2 separate regions of the Homo sapiens genome follow, and region 1 is linked to region 2. The links are chromatin loops, found by intact Hi-C in ENCODE. Cell type or tissue: HepG2. All regions are shown on one strand. Each heading gives the region's core, and the rest is flanking DNA. Links, peaks and the distances in the headings are about the cores only. Region 1 overlaps ELMO1 (engulfment and cell motility 1). Region 2 overlaps ELMO1 (engulfment and cell motility 1).

Evidence for each region. Peaks named below come from ENCODE experiments on the same cell type or tissue, not always from the same donor. Only the 100,000 strongest peaks of a DNase experiment are listed, where the experiment ranks them.
Region 1: it touches region 2 in a loop (6-fold over the local background); 4 of 110 quality-filtered maps call a loop at or near these places.

What each region holds. Positions count from the first base shown.
Region 1 is chr7:37,068,070-37,080,938 of GRCh38, forward strand. All of the region lies in intron 15 of ELMO1 (engulfment and cell motility 1), which reads right to left. Among named protein-coding and RNA genes, the nearest start is that of ELMO1-AS1, 77 kb to the left of the region's middle. In HepG2, for the core only: no CTCF peak of the experiment used is centred there; a DNase peak (open chromatin) is centred at 6,482.
Region 2 is chr7:36,965,366-36,978,234 of GRCh38, forward strand. The region is part of intron 16 of ELMO1 (engulfment and cell motility 1); the gene reads right to left. Among named protein-coding and RNA genes, the nearest start is that of ELMO1-AS1, 26 kb to the right of the region's middle. In HepG2, for the core only: a CTCF peak has its summit at 2,154 (motif pointing right); DNase peaks (open chromatin) are centred at 2,166, 6,286 and 6,946; H3K4me3 peaks cover 893 bases.

The DNA.
Region 1 (12,869 bases), core at 2,702-10,701, 100 kb after region 2:
CCTGGGCACAGGTCTACTGCTCTCAAGTGGAACTGACTGTGGGTCACGTGTTCCACTTTGACACATGGGAAAGTTCACATGCCTCATCCCTTCCCCAGGCAGGCCCTAAATGAAGGCTGTGGTAACATGAGATGGGTTGTGCAGTAAAGCAGTTCCCAGCTGTCCGGGTGAAACTCTATCCCAGTCTCCCTGTCTCAGGAAAGTACAGTAAGTTAGCAAGTGAGAGTGACGTTAAAGAGATATTCTTGAACCCGCTCTAGGAAACCACCTGTACCCTTTGGCACTTTACCTATTCTTAGTAATAGAATATTTGTGACCATTAAGATGTGATGAGGTCACAGTTGACAGTGGCCAATGTATATGACACTTATTGTCAACATTAATTCCCAGGACATAACCCCATCTCTTCTTATTGCACTTGCTAGTATAACTATGAGGCCCACTCTGTTAAGGCAGATGAATTTTAGCATATGCCTCAGTAAAACACAAATAAGAAAATCAATTTCATAAAAGAACAAAACATTTAGGATACAGGTAACTCAGAAATTAACATGCAATGTCTCAGACTTATATAACTGAGAGAGTAGAGAGAACTACAGTTGGTTCATTACCCAATATAATGATATAATGAAACTAAGGAGTGTTCATGCTGGTTTACAAAAGGGGAGATAGTGGTGCTCACTAAAGCACAGACAGCTTGAGGGATTCCTACAGAAATCCCCTTTAGGAGGTCTGGGCCCCACAAGCAAACATTACATAGTAATGAGCCCGACTCCTAGGTCATGAGATGGTCCCCCAAATTATTGAAGGCTATAAATCTTAAATATAAAGGTGGCTAATACAAAATAATTATAAAACAGCAGTTTGAATTTAAGTGACAATTCTACATGTGAAATATAAAAGTGTTAATGACCTCATTTTGAAATGATGGTCACATGTCTCCAAATGCCTCATCTCTCCGTGTAAGAGTCAGGGTTCTATCCTGACAGTAGGACACTCCTTCATTCCTCTAAGATTGCAGCTGCTGCTCCCTGGGAGCCTCCCAGTGGTGGGAACAGCTCCAATCCCATTCTAAACCACTAAGAGCTCCAATAAATGGTTACCATTTACTCCCAGGGTTGGCCAGTAAGCCCCTCCCCACTTCCCCAGTAAGTCTAACTAGAGACAAAAGGAATACATTAAAAAAATGTGCTTTATCTACACCTTACAAGTCTGGTCCTAAGACCTCTCTAAATAGATCTAAGCGATCTATTTAGAAGGAAAAGAATATGTTTCTTGATGAAAACCACTCAAATTAGTAAATTAATTCTTGATCTGATAAAGTCAAAACAAATCCACTCCATCACTTCCCAACCACTTCATGTATGAGGCAGGGGAAAAATCCAGAACCAGAGTTACTAAAATCAGAAAAGTTCTAGCAGCTGCAAACATGAAATTAAGAAATTCCCTAGAAGAGAAATTCTCAAATTGTGCCTCACTGTAGCAAAGAAAAGTGAATGACTAATAGGTGCTAAAATTTCTAAAGTCTCACATCTCATAACATGCCCCAAACTTATAATTTATTTCATAACAAGCACTTTTAGCTCAATCTTTGGAAGAAATGTTTCAAATGGAACCGATCTCCGATTTCATACTAAAAGTTGATGAGAAAATGGGTCTCAGAATTAGTAATAAACTTTGCTAGAATGTTCTACTGACTTAAAAATTAAGAATTGGAAGAATTTTATAACTAAAATATTGTTATATTCTATTTCGATCCATCTTACCAGCATAAGTTGAAATTTTTCTTATGTGAAGTTACTCCAATTTCACCCTTTTTAACTTTGAGAACATGAGCTAATTTCTGTGCTCTCTCTGCATATTTATATCTAAATCCTAGATTTGCTTGAAAATGAGAATTTTATCAGTTGTCAGAGGCAACTCAACATAGGAGGGTGACGAGGGGAGAAAACAAAATTATATTCAAATGAAACTTAAGCTGGCTCCCATCTGGCTAAACTTTAAGCTTCAAATAAATGCAATTTTCTTTTCTTCACCTCATCCAATCAGACACAGAAGATATTTCTCTAGGGGGTAAGGAGATAGCAATCAAAGGAGGCAAAAGAGGGAAAACTGCCACTGCATCCTCTTACATCCTCATCACCCTACGTTCCTGGCACCATTGGATGGCAGAGGAGCCCATGCTGCTTAAGTCTCTTCATTCTGTGGCTCTTCACAAGCCTTCCACATCTTGGGGAGTGTGATTAAACAGACGAGAAGAGGATATGAGAATATGAGAGGCTGGGAAAAATTCATATGAAGATGCAATCCTCTTGTATTCTTTCTTTCTTTTTCATCTATAGTAGAGGGCTAAGACCATAAAAATTTATCAATTTAGTTCACTGAAAATATTGCACCCTTTCTTGATTTCCGTTGGAATTTGTGAACTGTGTGTGTGTGTGTTATACTTAAAACACATATTTAAGTATCAGTCTGGGATAACAGCTGTAAATTGGAAACCAAGATCAGCAAATACACGGGTTTCCAGCCTCCTGTTCTCATCTGTGGTCCCACGTGTCTTGAGCAAGGCTTTCTTGTTTGGTCTGGCCATTCCTGGCTTCTAGTGAAAGATGACATGATGGATTTCAGAATGATGGGTACCAGCTTTACTCTGTTGTCAGGCAGGGCTCCTGGCTCACCCTGTGGAACTAACCACACCTGGATTAATAAACTAAGTAGGGTAATCCAGTTAAGGGGAGCATCTGTGATGTATTTTCTCTTCTGGGACATTCCTTTATATACAATTCACAAAGGGGAGGCATACTCTCATCAAGGAATCAGTGCATCATCCTAACAGTTAACTCAATGAGATTAGTGGAGATTTATGTCAATGAGCCTAGATTTACTTTCACCACATTCCCCCACCGATTATCCTCCACCAACTGAGAACTACTAGTCAAAGAGGCAAAACTCATTGTCCAGAGAAAACTTTTAGGAGAACTGAAAATAGCCTGTATCCTGATTTTGATGGTGGTTACATGATGGTATACAATTACCAAAACTAAAGAACTGTACATCAAAAAAGGGTAAGTTTTACTGTATAAATTATCCCTCGATGACTCTGACTTAAAAAGAGAACAAAAGAAACAAAGAAAACTGAATCTCAACTGGCATTAAACCAGTATATTGAGTGGAAGAAGAGAGACACAAAAAGCTACACATTGTAGGGTTCCATTTACATGAATAGTAGGTAGAAAAGAAAGAGAATAAATTATTCATCCCTTCCACCTCCACCCCTACACATTCAAACCTCATATTCTTCACCATGCCCACAATCTTAGGAAAAAAAATGTATTTTTCCCAAAGCTGGCCTCACGCTCTCAAAAAGAAACTAGCAAGAGATTTCATAACTGTGTTTCAGAGTCTTGAGTGGGACTATAGTTCAAGAACAGAATCAATTTTGGGTGTTTTGATTCAAATCTCCTAAGGAGAATTCAACTCCAGAGAGAGCTCAATGGTGGTGTACACATAGTCTCTACCTTCCCCACTCCCCAGGTTTAATTAAGCTAAAAAATTTAAGTACATTCAACAAGTAAGGAAGACAATACAATTTGATAACATCTTCCTTTATTTGGTGTAACTTGAAAAAAACAAAACTCATGCTACCATATTTTATTTACTAACAATAGCTAAAAATATCATCCCCCAGGCTCTTTAATTTTGCTAGTAGATTAAAATAAGAAAAATTCCCTTCAGGCAAAACTAACTTTGTTAATGCTCCCATTTCAAACATTATCTTAGGTCAGACATTTCTTTGGAATATTATCTAGCTTTTAAATACACACACACGCACACGTGCACACACGCACACAATATATATAATATTAGTATACTCAATTAAAAAGGTTCAGGAGAGCTCTTCAGCTGGGAGCTGAAGCTCAAGAGTAAACAAGTTCTTCTTGAGAATGAGGAGGAGCATTCTTTATTTTAAATCTAAAAGTATTAACTCAAAAATAATCTAAAACTTACAAAAATTAGCTACTAATCCAACTACTCTATAGGCTTTCGGCAATTCAAAAAACAAAGAGTGTTAAAGTACATGAAGCACCAAAAAAGGGTCTCCTCTGAAAATTGGGCTTGGGCCCTGATATGGTTTGGCTGTATTCTCACCAAAATCTCATCTTGATTTGTAACCCCCACAATTCCCGCGTGTTGTAGGAGGAGCCTGGTGGGAAGTAATTGAATCATGGGGGTGGGTCTTTCCTGTGCTGTTCTCATTATAGTAAATAAGTCTCATAAGATCGGCTGGTTTTAAAAATGGGAGTTCCCTGCACAAGCTCTCTTTGCCTGCTGCCATCCACGTACGATGTGACTGCCATGTGGAACTGTAAGTTCATTAAACCTCTTTCTTTTGTAAATTGCCCAGTCTTGGGGATGTCTTTATCAGCAGCATGAAAACACAATATAGGTCCCTCAATACTTAACTTCTTATGAACTCGGAATGCAAATCAATATAGCTCCTCTATTTTAATATCTTTAAAGCAGTAAACTACGTAAGTAAAACCACCACTCCATACACATCCCAAATGAGGAATCATCCATTCCCCTTATTACTTAAAGAGTCAACCTTCAGTTCCTACATCAATAACATGCGTCACCATTAACTAGGAGGAGCCTGCAGTGAGGGGGTGCCACTGGTTTCTCTTCTTCATAAAACATAAGGCGAGTACCACTCACATGCAATTACAACAGAACCAACCATTTGGACACACAAAATACACATGGACAATACATATGTCAAAAAATGTTTAACCTTTCTCATAAAAGAGCCAAGAATGAGACAATACCTTGAACTCTCAAGTTGACAAAGAGGTTTCTTGGTTTTCTTTTATTGTTGCTATAATTTTATCATATCCCTGCTAAGGGGCCAGAAACATCAAAGGAAACTTTTCAGAGGGCAGTTAGGCAACATCTATCTAAGTAACTATACATACATGCCCACTGACTAGCAATTTCACTTCTAGGAATTTCTTCTAAGTAAAACATTAAAAATGAATCCTTTGCGTTAATTCTGGTGGTAGATATAGCCAGAGGTGTTTTTTACAGTAAAAATTTGGAAACAATCTCAATATATAGAAATAGACATCTTTTGAACATAATGCTATCTAGTCATTAAAGAATATGCCCTTGAAGGATATTTTAAGATATAGAAAGAAGTTACTGATGATAATTTTGAGGGAAGGAAAAAAGAAACCAGGATTCTGAACTTCAGAGGCAGTATGATCCCACATTTTTTATATATACATGTATATGCAAACACATGTATTTATGCAGATAATGTGAGGATACAAATATAGATACAGTAGAGGCTAAAAGGGAACACATCACTATGCCTACACTGTTATCTCATGGTGGCAGAATAGTAAGGGGCTTTAATTTTCTCCTTTAAATATCATTCCCATTTTCTAAAACTTCTACATTTTCAACAGCGGACAAGCATCTGGTTTTTATTGTTGTTTTTGTATGTGTGTGTGTGTGTGTGTGTGCATGTTTTTTTTTTTCCTTAGAGACAGGGTCTTGCTCTGTCGTCCAGGCTAGAGTACGGTGGCACTGTATCCTTCACGAACATATCATAGTTCACTGTGATGCTTGAACTCCTGGGTCTGTGCTAGGACTACAGACACATACCACCATGTCCAGGTAATTTTATTTTATTTTTTGTAGAGACAGGGTTTTGCTGTGTTGCCCAGACTTGTCTTCTGGCCTCAAGAGACCCTCCGGCTTTGGCCTCCCAAAGTATTGGGATTACAGGAAAGAGCCACTCTGCACCTGACCACTAAAATTTTTAATGTATTGATTTTATAATATTAAAATATATTTCTATGTATCTTATACAGTCCAGATTTTGTGTGATATTTTAGGAGAAGTAGGGAAATGGCAGAAAAGAATTCAAGAACAATTATGTGACTATTTTAAAAAATGAAAATACTGATCTTCTCAAAAGTTATAATACAGTATAATTAAATATATAGTATAAATATATAGTATGCAAAAATATATATTTAAGTATATAAATATATTTATATATCAATATAATACTATATATTTATGTATATATGTAAATACATTTATATATTTTATATATGCATAAATTCATATATAGGGTATAAATATATAGTATAATTTAAATATAATAGAAAATATTTGGAAATAAAATCTATGCTATGTCACTTGTCTAAACAGTGGTAGAAATCAAAGGATTACTGTGGGTAAAACAGCTTTATTAATATTCTGTTTTGCTTCTAGAGAACTACTCTTTGCTCAGTAGCTTAAAATGGTGTTAGAATATAAACAAATAAGAAATAACTCATGATTCACTTTTCGGTTATCTTCACCAGATCAATAAACTCCCAGTGCCTGGAATGAGATCTGAGACATAGCTGATGTCCAGTAGGTATTTGCCTAATAACTCTGTGGCCTGGGTTCCCAGGAGGGCGAGGGGATGAAGACAAGAATCCTTTTGTCTTTGCTGTCCTATCTGAGTATCATGCTTGCAACACAGTAGGTGCCCCACAGAAGTGCACTGAATTATACTTAGCCTGGATCCAGGGCCCCCAGAGTTTTGTGTGGTGGTGGCAATAACCCGGCTATGAATGTGGGGTTAATATTAGACCAGAAGCAGCTAGGGAGAGAACGTACCAAAGAGCAGAGTCAGAAGTGAGGAGGTTTAGCTTGTTTAGGGAGTTGCAAATGGGCAAAATGCAAGCTGATTTTGGTTGTTAGTTTTCTTTTGAATTGCATTAGAAATTTAAGGCAAAAAACAGGCAGAAGCCAGATTACAGAGACTTTCAAGGCCCAAAGCAGTAAGGGTTTTTCCACAGACCTTGGCTTGAATGGGGGTGAATGACTACTCAATCATTTTCTTATTAGTCGGAACCCTGAAATTGCTTTCTCATGCCGCACTTATTCCCATTCCCTGGATTGTGTGTGAAGATGTCCACGAGCAATAAAAGGTGTGTAACACTTAGCCAGCCATTTCTGCCTGGGTTTTAGATACATGGCTTTTACGTAGATAGTAGTTGATGGCTTTCATTTGGAATTTTTTTTTTTTTTTTTGAGATGGAGTCTCGCTCTGTTGCCCAGGCTGGAGTGCAGTGGCACGATCTCTGCTCACTGCAAGCTCTGCCTCCCGGGTTCATGCCATTCTCCTGCCTCAGCCTCCCAAGTAGCTGGGACTACAGGCGCCCGCCACCACACCCGGCTAATTTTTTTTTTTTTTTGTATTTTTAGTAGAGACGGGGTTTCACCATGTTAGCCAGGATGGTCTCGATCTCCTGACCTCGTGATCCACCCGCCTCAGCCTCCCAAAGTGCTAGGGTTACAGGCGTGAGCCACCACGCCCGGCCTCATTAGGAAATATTTTAAACGGAACATTATCTTTCCGATAAAACCCTGGCAAAACACTGAGACAAATGAGAAACACAGAAGCTGTTTTAAGGCCTAGCTCCAGGAGGATGAGACCAAGGTTCTATTCGGCAGCTAAAAGGATGGACACTGTCCTTTTATTTAAAAGACATGTCTTGTGGCTCCTTCTTATATGCACATAGGAAATGTCACTCATTCTTATTTTCTAATCTATCAAGAAGCCCTTCTAGGAGGGGGAGAAGCCTAGGGATATGGGGACATCACAAAGAGCCAGAAGTGGCACCAACAGAAAGGCTGTGAGCAGGAATTGCATGGTGACAGATGATGATCACCCTTCCTTGTATCACTGTGTGCCAGGCAACTCATCCCTTAAGATAAACCCTGACACAAAATAATGAATTTGAATAAAAAAATGTGTAATGCATTCATTAATGTGAAAACAGACAATGCTCTGTTGAGTAAGTAATTTCAAGGTGAATTGCCTTATAATGGGGTGGGGGTTGAGGGGAACTTTTTAAACTCTTTCAGCTGTGACCTACAGTATGAAACACATTTGTACTACATCCCAGTACACAGGCAGATGAATGTAAAACTGATTTAATGAAACACTTCCCTTTGCTACTTGTGAGGCACTCTAAAAATTATTTTATTCCATTTTGAAACCACTATCCAAAATTCACTAAAGTCATTTCGTTACCCCCTGATGAGTCACTATTCTCAATTACTTCCAGAGAGTAATCCATTTGACTGCCTCCTTCCAGTTATTTTTTTTCCTATTTCTTGAGATAAAAAGCCTCCACAACCACATCTCATGAACTACTCAAAGCTAGAAATCAAAGGACTCAAGGTCATGACTAAAGAGGAATACTCAAAAATGACAGAAATTATAGTATTATCTTAAGCATAAATACAGACAACCATGTGGCATGGGATCCGATGAAGTAAGAATAAAGGTTCAGGAAACGGTCTCTTTTGCCCATCTCACCAGCCACGATGACCAGTGTTTTAAGGGAAAAACAACACAGTCAACAACCAGAAGGTTAGATTGATCTTGTTTGGCTGTTTAAATTTGTTTCCTTATCACCTGAAAACCCAAACCTCTAGTTAGCCAAAATAGTTCAGTAAGTGTTATTGGCTATGATTCTAACTTTTCCTCAAGGTCAGGGGCAGCAAAGAATCTGGGGCTCCATCCCACATAAAGAGAACAAAGATCTTGAGTTCCATTGGTGAGTATCTAGCAGCAGCAGGACCCATCTGCTGGTTTCTCACCTCCTTCCGACTGCCAGTGATGGTATCATCCTGAGGGTGCACAACGCTCCACCACAGACAGCCCCCACTTCTGGCCAGCCAGGTTCCCAATGCTGCCTCCATCAGGATGATAGTGACAGGCAATATCTGCTGAGCACAGGCTGTGTATCTGGCACTGCGGCTAAGAGCCTTCCCATTGCCTTCTACTATCTCATGTAACTGCCTGTGCTGACTGGGAGATTTTACGGATTATTTACTGTCCCAATTATGCCCCCGACAACAAAGAATTTAACTTTCTAACAAAACTGTCTTCTGTCCAGTTCAGTATGGTAGCCACTAGCTGCCCCGCTCCAACCCGTGCAGCCTCTCCAAGCTTTACATACATGTTGGATTAAAGGACAATCTTATACTAGAATTGGGATGGAACTGATACTAATTATGGGGCAGATGGAGCTGGCGGGAGAAAAGCTGCAAAGAAAGATATGCAAATATGCAATTCAATACAGTGTGAGATGTGCCTCAACAGGGCGAAGGGCAGGATTAAGCCCAGGTCTCAGGGAGCTGTGCCCTCAGGGAGAGAGGCTGAGAAGTGGGTCTGAATTGTACAAGCACAGGGATGGAAAGGACATTCTGGAATGAGGACCCAGTGTGGGCCATGGCCCAGGGTGAAGAGGAAGCACGTCACACTGAGATTTCTGGGGCGTGGTGGTGTTGCAAAGAAGTTTGGGCTTCAGCCTAAGAGGAATCATGGCCCAATGGGAGTTTTAGACAGGTCTGACAATGCTGTAGGAAAAAATACACAGTTGCAGGATGAAGCAGGGGCGGATTGGAGGAGGCAAGTATGCAGGCCATACAATGGTGATCTGAATTAGAGTGATGGGAGTACATATGCAGAAAAATCAGGAGATTTAAGAAATATGGGTACTGAATTAACAGGACGTGGCCGCTGGCTGACTGTGGATGTGAGGCAGTGACTGAAGATGGCAGCAAGTTTCAGGCGCCAACAACGGGGTAAATGGTGACCCCAGGGGTCAGGAGGAGCCACAGGTGGAGAGAGGAGCTAGTGCATTTTCACTTTTTCTTGATTGCAGGAGCCAGGCCTTCCAGTCTAACCCACTGTTAGGGAGAAATGATCCAGAGCATACGAGCAAAGGGGAATGTACCTCCTGCCTTCGTGAGTAAAGGGAAAGAAACCTACATAGGAAGCATGAATATTTATACATTTAGTTTGATATTTTCCTCTTTTATTTTTTATGTCATAAGTAATGTCTATTCATTATCAAAAATATAAAGAGTACAGAGAAGCAGAATCAGGATGACCTAGTCAGGAGGCCCAGCAGCCACAGTGCTGCAGGCCCATGATGCTTTCAGAGGCCCCTGAAAATATTTTAAGTTCAATTTAAATCAGAAGGAAAACGTAAATAGAATAATGAATATATAATAATGAATCCGGGCACGATTATATTCATCTTTATAATAATGCAGTCATAAAATGTTAAGTTTTAATACTGTTTTATGAAGGAAGGGACCCACAAAGGCAAAAGTACCTAGGGCACATGAAAGTAATAATATGGCTATAGTGTAGATGAAGAAAGAGCATCCATAAATCCCTATCTATAAATCTCTACCTATAAATCTCTATCATAAATATGCATAAATCTACCATGCCTACATCTGTAAGTCTCTCTCATGTCTATATCTATTAATGATCCATCTATCTTAATATCTCCCTATATATGATCACCCCAAATCCCACCATCTCAGTTAGGTTTCTTCCTCTACCTCCAATTTTTTAATTAGTTTGAAAACTGCCTTTTATCTGAATCTACATGACTGCTCTGTGAAGTGCAAATGCTTCAGCCTTTCTAGGGGTTAATTTGGTAAATAAATAAAAAGCTTTAAGATTTCAAACCATTTGACATAGAACTTCTTCTAAGAATTAATTTACAGGAAATAATCACATGGAATTACAAGGATGTTCATCACAGTGCTATTTCTCATGAAAAAAGGAAATATCCTTAAATATCCTGCAATGAGTCTAGTCAAATTAATTATAGTAGATACACACAATGAAACACTAAGCAGACATTAAATAATGATACAATTATATTTTTGTTATCGTGGATAGTTACAATATATTAAATAATAGAATATTTAAAAATACACGCTTTAATCCTGTATTAATGCCCAAAAAGCGTACAAAGGTATATATGAATCCCTCTTGGTGGCAGAATAATAGATAATTATTGGTTCTGCTTCTCTACATGTTTAAATTTTTTAGCATTGAGCATATATTACCTGTGAATTTAAAAATACTAAAAGTGTGCACTATCTAATTCAGAATCTGTTGGTAGACACTTGGCTAAGGAAATTATTAAGATGTGTGTAAAGACAGAGATATAGGTCTCCGTCTTCATCAAATTTTCCCTCTCTACCAAATCTTCCCCAGGAGCATATAAACATGCTGTTATTTCTCCCACCAATAAAAAAATCTCACTTGACTATAACTTCCCTTTCAGCTTCTACCTTATTTTCTGTATCACTGTGAAGCAAAGCCCCTTTAAATGGTCATCTGTATCAGTACCTCTCAAACTATCTGCAGTGAAAACCAGTTTGTTTTCAATGTCTAACTTGTTGATTAGAAACAGACACTCTTGAAAAAGTATAATGAAAATTAACCACTAGAAAAAGGATCATGGGCTTGAAGGCTGTGGTGATGTCAAATGGTGTAAATGTTTCTAAAAGCCTCCTCTTCACTATCTCCTCACAGCCATCAGTGGCCCACACTGAGCAGCATGCATCTCTACTAATAGTCCCATTGCCTCTGCCCCTACTTGCTCTTAACCCATCTAGTTGGGCTCTCTCCTCCCCCACTCCGGTGAAATCACTCTTGTTCAGGTCACCCTGACCTCCACCTTACTAAAAATCAATGGTCAGTTCTCAGTCCTCATTTAACCCCATCACCTGCAGCATATGACACTGCAATCTCTCCTTCACCTTGAATTGAACTTTCTCTTGAGTTTCTTCCTATGCCCCTGGGAGCCCCACTCAACTCCTTCCCCAGCCTCCTCTTCTCCCCAGCCTCTAAATCTTGGGGTGCTCTAGGCATCAATTCTAGGGCCTCTTCAATGCTTTCATTCAGTCTCATAGCTTTAACTATTATCTATATACTGTTGATGCTCAAAGTTACATCTCCAATTCAAAATCATCCCCTAAACTCCAGACACATATATCCAACTATGAAATCAACATCTCCAATTAGATGTCTAAACAGCATCTCAAAATTAACACAAACAAAACAGAACTCCTAATCTTCTATGCCCCTCCATCAATTTCAGTGATGACTCCCTGCTTCTAGTCATCCATCCTTCACTCCTCTTATTCCCCACTCCACATCCAATCATCCAGGAAAATCCTGTTGGCTCTACCTTTAACATAAATCCTGAATCCAACCTTTTTACAGTACTGCCACTGCTAACACTCTGGTTCAGGACACCATCATCTCTCAACTTGCTTATTGTAGTGGGGTATATTAACTTGCTCTCCCACAGTCTAATCTCAATACATGAGCCACACAATTCTTTGAAATTATAAATCACATAATGTCACATGTATGCTCAATCTGCCCAACGGCTTCTCTTTCTACGTAGAGTAAAAGCCAAATTGGTTACAAGGGCCTACAAGCACCTGAAGAATCTCTCACCCACCATCCCACTTTTTTTTTTTTTTTTTTTGAGACAGAGTCTTGCTGTGTCACCCAGGCTGGAGTGCAGCGGCGTGATCTCAGTTCACTGCCATCTCTGCCTCCCGAATTCAAGCGATTCTCCCACCTCAGCATCCCAAGTAGCTGGGACTACAGGCGCCTGCCACCACGCCTAATTTTTTTTTTTTTTTTTTTTTTTTGTATTTTTAGTAGAGACAGGATTTCACTATGTTGGCCAGGCTGGTCTTGAACTTCTGACCTCGTGATCCACCTTCCTCACCTTCTCAAAGTGCTGGAATTGCAGGTGTGAGTCACTGTGCCCGGCCACCCTCTAGCCTACTCTTATACTATCTTTCCCTGGTTCTCTCTGCTTCAGCCCCACTGGCCTCTGTGTTCTTACTTTCTCATGGCAAACACTCCTGCCTCAGGGTCTTCACATTGGCTGTTCCCTCTTTCTGGAAAACTCTTTTCCAGACACTATCTTGGCCCACTTCCTCACTTCATTCATAATTGT
Region 2 (12,869 bases), core at 1,649-9,648:
AATAATTAAAGGCACTTTTCCCCTAGGTTATACAGAAGAAACCTTATCCTTTCTCCCAGAAGATTGTTTTCGGACTCAGCTATGGGAGAAGAGAGGGAGGCACTGGAGAAAATGGCTCAGTAAGGGGAATTGCCGAGATGCTCAACCTGGTTTCCCTCAGAGTTGCCCTTTTGTGGGTTTTATATGTAGGGTTCTACTCTGTTTATAATAAGGATTTGGCAGCTACAATAAAATGTGAAAAGCAATGATCAACATAACTGATATGCCTGCAAAAGAATCCTGTCTCTAATCAGTACTGAAAATTGAAATCAAGTTTCTATAAAAAACCTAATCCCAATCATTACATGTTGCAGTCCATAAAGAAGTGGAAAGGTACAAATGGGAAAAAAAAACCCATTCCAAACACATCATTTCCTCTGCATTACCTAGCAGATCATTAACACTGCTTGGAAGCATCACATCCGCCTGTATGATGTCATCTTAATTGGAAGCAAGCATACCTCCTCACATAAGGATATATATGTTGGATATAATGCTAACATTTTGATGTCTTGATCCCCCATCCTGCCTGTGTTCATATTTCATTTTGTCCCCTTACCAAATGCCTTCAAAGAAAAACTCTGAAGGAAAAATGAATATACTTCATTTATTTTTAAACTCTGCCAAATCATCTCAGACAGGCAATGGAAAGGAAAAGAGGAAAATGCTTGGTGTAATAGAGCCATATTTTTACTGCAGGTCCTCCATTTAATTCTGAGGACCTCTGGCTGCCTTCCTTTCAGAATGCAACCCCATTCAAGTCTTACATTATCTTGCCTACTTTCAGCCATTCATTATTGCAGAAGTCACACCACAATGGAATTCTGCCAATATGAGTTTAATGTCACTTTTATATGACCTAACTGTATACCTTGGCCGTATTCCCATTTGTGAAATGGGAATCAGACCTGAATCTATGGGTCAGCGTGAAGGTTATTTATATTTGGAATCCTTTGTGTAACACTGAATATTAAGACCACGGGTTTTTAACTGAGACTCCTAAAAACTTGGCCTGTATCTACTGCTCCCCAAATAATGCTGTTTCACGTGACAAGGTTATACTCCTTCTCGAAGCAGAAGCAGCAATGAAGAGAAAACACCAATCTACGGTTCCACAACAAAGGGCTCTTTCCTTTCTCAATCAATAATTCTGACAAATCTGTTCTCTACAACTTTACGTGTAAGTGATAAATGATTTGAGGAATGTGTTGATATTAATATGAACTGTCTTCTTTTTCCTCCATGTATGATTAGCATCAATGAATTGAATGAATGTGCCACTTGGCAGTTTTAAACAAAGAAGTGGTAAAAAGACATCACCAGAGCCTACAGAGAAATAATGAAAAAGAAACTTTGACCATAAGACAAATTGTTCTTCAGAAAGGACCAGAATAGAAACACCAGTTCAAATTAGGGCCAGTTTTATTTAAGAGATGCATTAACCATCTGGAAAACATGATAAGCAGCATGTTGATTAAATCAGCAGGCTGCTCCAAAGAGGCTGGCTCGCTGGCCACTGGAGAACAAATTTCACGTATAGGGGATGTTTAGAAATAGACATGGAGAATAAGAAAGCAACAGTGCCAAGGTATAACGTGCTTGGTTGTAATTTATACACTGACATAGCTGCAGGTAGAATAAAGTAGCAGCTAGTCTTTTCACAAGTGTTCACTGGAGGACATTATAACAAACGCCTCTGGTCTCTATTCTTTTTAGAAATGTATATTTAGTTTACAAGAGCTTCTCTCTTATCCTATTGCCTCTTCTCTAAAATATAAGAAATACATGCTCTAGGCCAATCGATTTGAAGCTTGAATGTTTTTTTTCACATTCAGTACTAAAAATTGGAATCAAGTTTCTATAAAAAACTGAATCCCAATCACTATGTATTCCATAAAAATGACAAAGGAAGGGTACAAATGGGACAAAAACCCATGCTTGAGATGCTTGTTAAAAAAGAATACCTATTTCTGGGCCACACTCCTGAGGTAGGGCCCAGTGATATGTCTTTAATTAACAAGTGCCCCAGCTAACCCAGCGTGGCATCAGTGCTCGTCCTTGGCTTTTGGGTTGGTCAGTTCAGGAGTCTGTTAAATTGCCACTAGGGGGAGTGTTGGCCAAACTTTGCACTTCTGGCAAAGGGAGGGTGCTGCTGACCACTTCCAGAAAGCAGCTCAGATTCAGGGAGAGAAAGGACAGAGAAAGGAAAGAGCAAGAGAAATCCGTGTCCCTGGATAGGTAACACCAATAGGAGTTTCTGGTAGGGATTCAGGCACCTGGTGATGAACAGCTGACATCTTAGAGATTAATGATAAAAGACCCAGTGATGGAAACACGAAATAAAAAAGAATTCAGGCTTTGGAAAGAGAATGCAACCTAGCTAATATCTTCTCCCTCCACCTCTCATTCATGCCCCTTTCAGGGAAATGGAAAGTAAACAAACTAACCAGGGAACATCAGGATTTGGTGGCATCCTCAGTCTCAATATATTATGCAGGCATGATTTTTGTATGTGCTTTGCCTGTTATTATAACCCTTCCATTATGTTTATATTAAATTTTTGTTTTAGTAAGTTTATTATCTAATTATAGAAATATTACCTTCCAATTGAGTAATATTAGAAAGAAATATAAAAATAAAAGGAAGAAGTTAAAAATCACTTGTAATCCTTACACTGCAATAATGAGTGTTAACATTGTGGTGCAGAGTCTTCCAGAATTATTTTTAAGTTTATAATTCCATGCTTTTTTTTCTAGATGAAATCATTCTATTGGTTTTATTTCTCCCCACAACCATTAATATCATCAGCTCACTCCAATGACATGAGTCTTCCTAAAGTCTCTCTTAAAATATCAAAGAATATTTATTCTGCACTTCTGATTTTCTTAGGATAAAGTCTTTGACTTGGAATAGAAGGATAAATATCACAGAAAATTTTAAGTTCTTAATATATATTGCCATTTTCAGAAAGACTGTACTAATCTATACTTCAACTGGCAAAGTATGACACTTTGCTTTATGAGCAATGTATATATTTTATCCCAAATATATTATTCACAGATAGCCCATAGTTATTTTGTTTGTGCAGGCATGCGTGTCTGGGTGTACTAATTGAGCTTTGTAAAGCACACTGGCATATTGCCACCCATTAAATTCATTAATAATATTTTAATCAGCTCTATGTCTCTATGTCATTTTCAATTAAATTTTGTTAATTCTTACATTTTCTCTACATTTTATTTGATAGATTGTCAATGTCAATTGTCAATTATTTCTATTAAATAATTGCCTTAACAGAAATAGTTCTTAGATTCATTTATTGATTCTATTATTTCTTTTATTTTCTAGTTTATTGCCTTGCATTATCTTTCCTTTTGTATTCTTTGGGTGCTTTTGTTGTTATTTTCTAAAATGAGTTATATCCTGAGTTCACTTGTTTTCATTCTTTCTATATAAATAATTAAAAAAAATAATTTTGGGGCTACAAATATACTATTTGAGGGCAGCTTTGGCTATATCCCATAAGTTTTGGCATGTGATGTTCTCACTGTCATCATTTTTGTAATCTTTAGTAGTAGTTTAGATTTCCTCTTTGGTTCAGTGGTTATTTAAAAGCCTTTGAGAATTTATTGAGGATCTTTAGCCATGTAAGTGATGCATTTTTGAAAAAGTTGCATGGATACTGAAAAATAAGGCATACTCTCAGTGGAGGGTATCAATTCAGTATGTACCTACCTAGTAGTTGACATGTTAATTATATTATTAAAGTATTCTATATATTATATTTTAACATAATACAGTTACCATGTAAAGACATGCCATCACAGCTATATTTAAAGGTATCAATTCAATATGTACCTATTAGTTGACACATTAATTATATTATTGAAGTATTCTATAGATTATATTTTAACATACTAGAGTAATAGTGTAATGAATGTCAGTCCAGCTATATTTTTATTCATTTCTTCTTGCATTTCTAGCTTTTTCTCATATTTGGGTGATAATGATATGTGGTGAATTCAATATTCATGATATTGTATATTGTTTTTCAACCCAATTTAAGATCTGTGTCATTTCACAGGAAGTTTAACTCAGTATGTTTACAGCCACAATTGCTTCCCCCCACTTGCATCACTTCCCTAGTTTTATGCCTTAAGTTGGTGCACATCAGAATTGATTGAGGAAGCTGCTGGTGGTGGTATATGTGTGTAGTATGTGGTGGGGGTGTGGGGTAGGAGGTGTGTGTGCTGTTTAAAAACACACTTGCTTAAGCCTCACTTGAAATTCTGGCTTAGAAAGTCTGGGATGATCCTGGGGCTGGGTCTTAATTTTTAAAAGACTCAAAAGGTGGCTACATCTAGTAAAGGATGAAAATCACTGCTTTAAATATTTCCAAAACAAACTCTAAATAAATCATATTTCTTTAATAATTAAAGTCAAGAGTAAAACATTCCCTTTATGAACCCCTTTAGTCGCTTCCCTGTTGTTCATATTATTGTAAGGGGTTTTATTTTTATTAATATTTTAACAAGATTTCTATTTTTCAAGAATTTACTTTGATGGTTAAATAAAATTATTATAAAAGTCAAACTATACCGATAGTAAAAATATGTACTAAAGAATACTATACTAAAAATAAAACTCTTCTTCTGGATTCTCCAGTCTCATTCTCCATCATTATCCACTCTTGATAGCATTGTATTCATTTTTCAGGCTCTCCTTATATATGTAAACACACACACAAACACACACACAAATACATTCATACACTTAACACACACACACACACACACACACACACACACACACACACGCACACCAAGGATCATATGCTGAATGCTGTCCTAATACCTTCTTTGTTCCATGAATTATTTCTTGGTAATCTTCCTCTGTCCAATACACACACATGCACGGCATTCTATACAATAAAATCATATTACACAATTTATCCAGATGCAGCTGAGCAGCAGACATGATAACCTGGTTGGGAAAACCATGCCAGTGTGGAGTGTGCTTTTTCTAAATGTGGTAGCCACAAAACAGTGGACTGCAACTTAGTCCACTGGAGGCTTCCCACTCTGTGGTTAACTAGCTAATGTTGCTTACAATCTTATAAGCTTTTCACTGTTTTCTAAGATCCCTGAGAGCAAAAGCTGGATTGTATTCTTTTTGAATTCCTTCCATGTCCCTGGCACATTACTAGGCATGTAGTATACACTTGATAAAGGTTTTGTTGAATCACTGAATACTGGTGACAAGTGACAAAATGACCACACTTTTACCACTCTTCTGAAATAAGAGCACAATAGCTTCCTGTCTTCTCTTTTCCTCAATGCAAGAACAAAACACAAAACCTGAGTTACTTAGGTATGTGGTTGTGCAATGTCAGAGCTGGCCACTCAGTCTGAAACTCCTGATTCTCCAGAGTGGGATTAGGAAAAAACATGGCATTCAGAAGAACATCGACGCACAGGATAAGGCTGCTCACATGAGGGAGACATGAGGGGAGAGGCCAGGAGCCTTGCCATTCCAGCTACCTGGTACCTGACAGAGCTGGACATCAGAATGACACACCATCCTCACTGCCATTGCCAAGGAGATGGGCCCACCCTTGGGAGATGTTCTCCCTGCAACTGTGGAAACCCAGGTATGGAGGCCTCACTGGTGAAGTTGTGTGTATGAATCATTACAACTTGAAGGGAGCTTGGAAAGGACTACCTGGAGAAGTCTTCTTTAGCAAAGAACGAAAGGTCTAGAAACACTGAGTTTCACCAAACATTAAGAGGATAATTATCTACAAGTACTTAACAGGCCTTACCACCAAGGTGAGGCATGAACTGTTCAAGGTGCTTTGTGGAGGCGAGAGAAAGTTTTGGCAGGTGGTGATAATTAAATTAAATTGAGAAAAATTATGTTTCAGCTGGGCATACAGGGAAGCCTCCCTTTGAAAGAGGTCTATTAAACAACCATCCCAAAGGATACACTTAAGTCATTTAAAGTCAAACTGAGCTTGTTATTTGAAGACATAAGAAAAGAAATCATTTTAAATGGGGGAACAGGAGGAGTCAAGGGAGGAAGTAGCTGACTTAATTCGTTACATTTTTTTCTGTTGGTTTGAAGGGTTGTAAACATTACACTTCCATCTCTCCCTGGGAAGGAAAGATCATCCAGATTCCACTGATTCAGAAAAGCAGTATTACCAAGAGATCTAAGCCTGGCGTTATTTACTCACTAAATTTACTCTTTGAAATGTGTTTGGTCAGCTGTGCTTGGCCTCTGTGACTAGCGGTATTTGTCCAGAGGCTAATTAGCTCAAAGGGTAAAAAGATCAGTGAGTTAATCCATAATCTCGAGTGACTGATGAAACCTAACTGCCAACTGGTGTCGGAGCGGGTCCTTTTCTAAAAAAGGGATTAATAGGACATGCTAGCTATTCTCAAATATTAACTTTTCCAAGAATAAGACAGGATAAAACAAGAGAAAAGACAAGCAGAGATTTTTTTTAAACCTCTCTAACATTTGTAAGGTAATTTCACAAATAAAACTTCTAGAATTCCAGGGGACCATGCGGGCTTTCTTTCTTGCTGTGTGATTCATGGGTCTGGGGTGCTCTCAGGCAGTGGTTGCTTTCTGGCCCCCCAACAATGGCAATGAACGTTTCATTGTCGAGCACTTATTATGTGCCGAGCACCAAGAGTTTTACATGTTATTAATTCACTTGGTCCTCCAAGTAATCTAAGAAGCAGGTATTATTATTCTATTTTACAAGAGACACCATTAGGGCCAGAGGTCACACAGCTAATGGGACTTAAACCCAAGAGCTCTGGCTTCAGTCTTTGACCTTAATTGCTCTTACGGGAAGGAGATAACAACTCGTATCCTGATGACCCATGCCATGTCGCAATTTCAAAACACAGCTAGAAGAAACAGAAGTCCCTGGGCTTTGGAAAGTCCATGAAAAGAATCTGTGCTTTTGAGTGCACTCTATCAGTTTGCTAGGACTGCCATGACGAAGTATGGCACACTGGGTGGTTTAAACAACAGAAATTCATTGTCTCACAGTTCTGGAGGCTGGAAGTCTGCATCAGCAGGGTCGGTTCCTCTTGAAGGCTGTAAGGGGCTCTGTTCCAGGCCTTTCTCCTTGGCCTGTAGATGACTGTCTCCTCCCTGTGTCTCTTTACATCATCTTCCTTCTATGCATGTCTGTCTCTGCATCCAGTGTTCCCTTTTTATAAGGACACTAGTCACACTGGATTAGGGTCCATCTGATGTCCTCATTTTAACTTGATTACCTCTGTAAGACCCTATCTCCAAATAAGGGAACTTTCGGAGGTTAGGACTTCAATCTATATATCTATATAACTATATCTATATCTATAGTTTTTTGAAACAGAGTTTCATTCTTGTTGCCTAGGCTGGATGGAGTACAATGGCGCGATCTCGGCTCACTGCAACTTCTACCTCCCAGTTTCAAGCGATTCTCCTGCCTCAGCCTCCTGAGCAGCTGGGATTACAGGCGCCCACCACCACACCCAGCTAATTTTTGTATTTTTAGTGGAGACGAGGTTTTGCCATGTTGACCAGGCTGGTCTCGAACTACTGACCTCAGGTGATCTACCTACCTCGGCCTCCCAAAGTGCTGGGATTACAGGCGTAAGCCACCCATGCCAGGCCAGGACTCTGGTATATATTTTTGAGGAGGACATATTTCAAACTATAACATGCATCAAGGTTTCTAAGCAGGCTTAAATGTCCACTTGAGTGGTACAACCCAATCCGTGAAGCCAGAGCATGGTGCAGGCTCCCATCCATCCTACAGGTACATCAGGATAAAGGCCAGCCTTCTGCCTCCTGGAGCGAGACTGCTGTTCTTTTTCTCCCCTAGCTGGCTAATCAGTAGTGCCAGTACAGGGAAAATTTTTCTGATCTATATAACTGAGGCCTGACATTTAGGAGACTGTGTTTTAACAATGTCCCATTAGGGCCCTATGTCTCTATCAGCTACCATCTAAGTTGCAGAGCAATAGACTGAGTGAGGGCTGAGATGCCCACATAGGCCTCAATTTGCTCCATGAGAAGGAAACAAGTTCCAGTCCATCATTAGGATGGTCTTGAACTATGGAAGCCACATTCATGATCCTGTCTTCTAAGGCAGTGAGAGGTGACAGCGTGCTGGCAGTCCTCACAGCCCTCGCTCGCTCTCGGTGACTCCTCTGCCTGGGCTCCCACTTTGGCGGCACTTGAGAAGCCCTTCAGCCCACCGCTGCAGTGTGGGAGCCCGTTTCTGGGCTGGCCAAGGCCGGAGACAGCTCCCTCGGCTTGCAGGGAGGTGTGGAGGGAGAGGCGCGAGCGGGAACCGGGGCTGCGCGCGGCGCTTGCGAGCCAGCTGGAGTTCCAGATGGGCGTGGTCTTGGCGGCCCGCACTCGGAGCAGCCGGCCCTGCCGTTGCCGAGCAATGAGGGGCTTAGCACCCGGGCCAGCGGCTGCAGAGGGTGTACTGGGTCCCCCAGCAGTGCCAGCCCACCGGCGCTGAGCTCAATTTCTCACTGGGCCTTAGCTGCCTTCCCGCGGGGCAGGGCTCGGGACCTGCAGCCCGCCATGCCTGAGCCTCCCCCCCACTCCGTGGGCTCCTGTGCGTCTGGAGCCTCCCTGATGAGCGCCGCCCCCTGTTCCACTGCGCCCAGTCCCATCGACCACCCAAGGGCTGAGGAGTGTGGGCGCACAGCGCAGGACTGGCAGGCAGCTCCACCTGCAGCCCCGGTGTGGTATCCACTGGGTGAAGCCAGCTGGGCTCCTGAGTCTGGTGGGGATGTGGAGAACCTTTATGTCTAGCTCAGGGATGGTAAATACACCAATCAGCACCCTGTGTTTAGCTCAAGGTTTGTGAGTGCACCAATCGACACTCTGTATCTAGCTGCTGTGGTGGGGATGTGGAGAACCTTTATGTCTAGCTCAGGGATTGTAAATACACCAATCGGCACTCTGTATCTAGCTCAAGGTTTGTAAGCACACCAATCAGCACCCTGTGTCTAGCTCAGGGTTTGTGAATGCACCAATCGACACTCTGTATCTAGCTACTCTGGTGGGGCCTTGGAGAACCTTTGTGTCCACACTCTGTATCTAGCTAATCTGGTGGGGAGGTGGAGGACCTTTGTATCTAGCTCAGGGATTGTAAACGCACCAATCAGCGCCCTGTCAAAACAGACCACTCGGCTCTACCAATCAGCAGGACATGGGTGGGGCCAGATAAGAGAATAAAAGCAGGCTGCCCGAGCCAGCAGTGGCAACCCGCTCGGGTCCCCTTCCACACTGGGGAAGCTTTGTTCTTTCGCTCTTTGCAATAAGTCTTGCTACTGCTCACTCTTTAGGTCCACACTGCTTTTATGAGCTGTAACACTCACCGCGAAGGTCTGCAGCTTCACTCCTGAAGCCAGCGAGACCATGAGCCCACCGGGAAGAATGAACAACTCCAGAAGCGCCACCTTAAGAGCTGTAACACTCACTGCGAACGTCTGCAACTTCACTCCTGAGCCAGCGAGACCATGAACCCACCAGAAGGAAGAAACTCTGAACACATCTGAACATCAGAAGGAACAAACTCCAGACGCGCCACCTTAAGAGATGTGACACTCACTGCGAAGGTCCACGGCTTCATTCTTGAAGTCAGTAAGACCAAGAACCCACCAATTCCGGACACAGCAGTGATTTCCCCACTCCCTATTTTAAAAACTATATGTATCGCTCAGACATTTTTAAGTCAACAGATGAAATTTTTCATCAGGCCAGGCATGGTGGCTAACACCTGTAATCCCAGCACTTTGGGAGGCCAAGGTAGGCAGATCACTTGACGTCAGGAGTTCGAGGCCAGCCTGGGCAACATGGTGAAACCCTGTCTCTATTAAAAAAATACAAATATTAGCCAGGCATGGTGACACATGCCTGTAATCCCAGCTACTTGGGTGGTTGAGACAGGAGAATTGCTTGAACCTGGGAGGCGGAGGTTGCAGTGAGCTGAGATCGCACCACTGCACTGCAGCCTGGGTGACAGAGCAAGTCTCAAAAATAAAACAAAACAGAAAATTTTCATCAAAGTTGAAATAGTTTCAAAGAATATAATTTTCAGTGTACTACAATATTGACATTTAAAAGATAAAACTGGCTGGGAGCCATGGCTCATGTCTATAATCCCAGCACTTTGGGAGGCCGAGGCGGGTGGATCACCTGAGGTTAGGAGTTCAAGAGCAACCTGACCAACATGGTGAAACCGCGTCTCTACTAAAAATAGAAAAATTAGCCGGGCGTGGTGGTGCATGCCTGTAATCCCAGCTACTTGGGAGGCTAAGGCAGGAGAATTGCTTGAACCCAGGAGGCAGAGGTTGCAGTGAGCCGAGATCGTACCCCTGCACTCCAGCCTGGGCAACAGAGTGACACTTGCCTGAAAAAAAAAAAAAAAAAAGATAAAATTGTATGTCATCTTTTCAATATATAGTTGAATGTACATACAATAGTGATTTGAGATCCATATGACTCAAAAATACACGAATAATCTCTTCTCGAATAGTTGGAAATTGTTATCAATATTTTCCTCCTTGAATAGGGGTCAATAGGATTTATGTAAAAGCCGAAATACTAAATATTTTAGGCTTTCTAGGTAGTCTCTGTCACAGCTACTTAACTGTGCCACTGTAGTATGAAGGAAGCCACAGACACTACACAGAAAAATGGGCACAGATGTGTCCCAATAAAATGTATTTACAAGTCCAGGGAGTGGGCCATATTTGGCCCACAGGCCATCATCCACTAATGCCTGACCTAGAACCAAAACTCCCATTTTACTTCCCATTTTCCCCACTCTACCTCAATTCTACTCATACAGAATTTTATCATAATGGAATTTTATGCTTAAAAGTCTTTTATTATCATCCTATCATACTTCTCTGAAACAAAAACACGTACATACACACTGAAATCTAACTTAAAAAATACTTCCTGTGAACAGAAGGTGCTAATAAAACTTTTCTTCTCGATTGAGCTTAACAGCATAATTATTATTAGTATAAACTAATTAAAACGAGACTTTATTACAAATTTTGATACATAATTTCCAAACCCAAGAGAAGTATCCCATTGGGAACGCATCTCTTAACGTGACAGGGACCCACTTATGGTTCCTTATTTAAAAGATAAGTCACAAGTCCTTTTGTTTGGCTCTCAGAGAAGGTTTATATACTTTGAGCAACACATCATAGTAAGACCTGATGGAGGTGAGCAGGGGCCTTTCTTTTATCAAGAGGGAGAACAGTGGTTGGGAAAAGTTGGTGTGAAAGCCACAGGTGCAGTTGCAAGATGATCAGTTTTAATGTACGTGTGGAAGCTGAGAATCTGAAAATGGATTATTGTAAGGCTAATTATCCATGCCTTCCTTTCCCTTGAAAAGTCTTCACACCATTCAGGAGAATGAGCACCCAGGTTGAAGATTACTTTTCCAGTGTATTAGCTATAGATCTACCTACAGTTGGTGTTGAAATGGAGGCACCTGACCTCAGTAAAAACGTGGGCTTGGGAATCAAGACACACTTGGATTTGAACTTCACTCTGCCACTTACTAACCGGATAATAAGCTAACTCTCTTTGTGTCTGTTTCCTTATCTATAAAAGGGGATAAAATGCCTTTTAACACTGCTTTTAGCACGCTACTGAAACTGTTAGGAAAAGGACAGAGACTGAGAATTGGAGTCTCCCTGAGTCTGGCCCTCTATCCTTTGAGCATAGGAGGATGTACTCTTCCATAAAACTTGTTGCTTGACAGAGCATGCCATGTGGTAATTTTAAAATGATCACTACACTGAAAATTTTTAAAAAGGTTTAAGAAATCCCATTAAAGGAATATGCAAAATGCCTGGCACACAGAGAGTACAGCTCTTAAAACCATCAGTGCAAGTGTTTCTGACATTGGTCTGGCCTTGAAGCAAGTAATGGGGAGTCAGAGTTGTAGACAGAGACAGATCACCACACACAGTGGATAGGATTATTGTATATTTACCTACAGTGTTCAAATTTGGGGATAAGAGACTTTCATATCCATTGCCATTTATACTTCTACCCAAGTCACATGGAATTGCAACAGTTCTAGATCACTTTAGTTGCAAATTCTTTCTCCTTAACGGTTCTAACAGTTCAGAAACTTTTGATAAAGTAGAAAAAATTTGGTCCGCCCAGGTTTCTCCTTGGAGGTTGCTTTGTGAAACTAGGATAGCTACACCTCTTGAATTTGTTTTTACAGTTCAGTTTCTCTTAGGTGTTTAGAGGGGAAGGAGGGCGGAAGGCAAAGATAGCTGTTGGACAATTTGTTTTCACCGATTACTTTCAAGTAGTTTTCAAACAACTCTTACAAGGGCCCAGTTTTTGAAAGTGGATAAATTTTCGTCAGGTAAACAGGCATGGAAATGAATGCATAGGTGAATACACAGATGACTTAGTGAATACATAAATAAATGTGGTTTGTTGAATTTTTTTCTTATTGTAGCTTCCATATTCTGGGGAATTCCAACTCTGAGGCTAATGATTGCCTGAAAAATAAATCTCCATGCAGGTTAATCCATATATACTCACAGCTGGGAATCCCAAGGCCTAGAACAGTACCTGATACAGGGTTGGCATTCAGCAAACATTGATTGTTGAATAAATTGAGCAAGAAAATGTGAACTTTGTCTCTTGTTAACAGTGGATATTAGCAAGTCAATGAATGTTTCTGAACCTCACTTTCTTTACCTGTAATAAGGTAACTGCATGCTACTACCCTCCCCTCACTCCCTGTTGGCTCATGG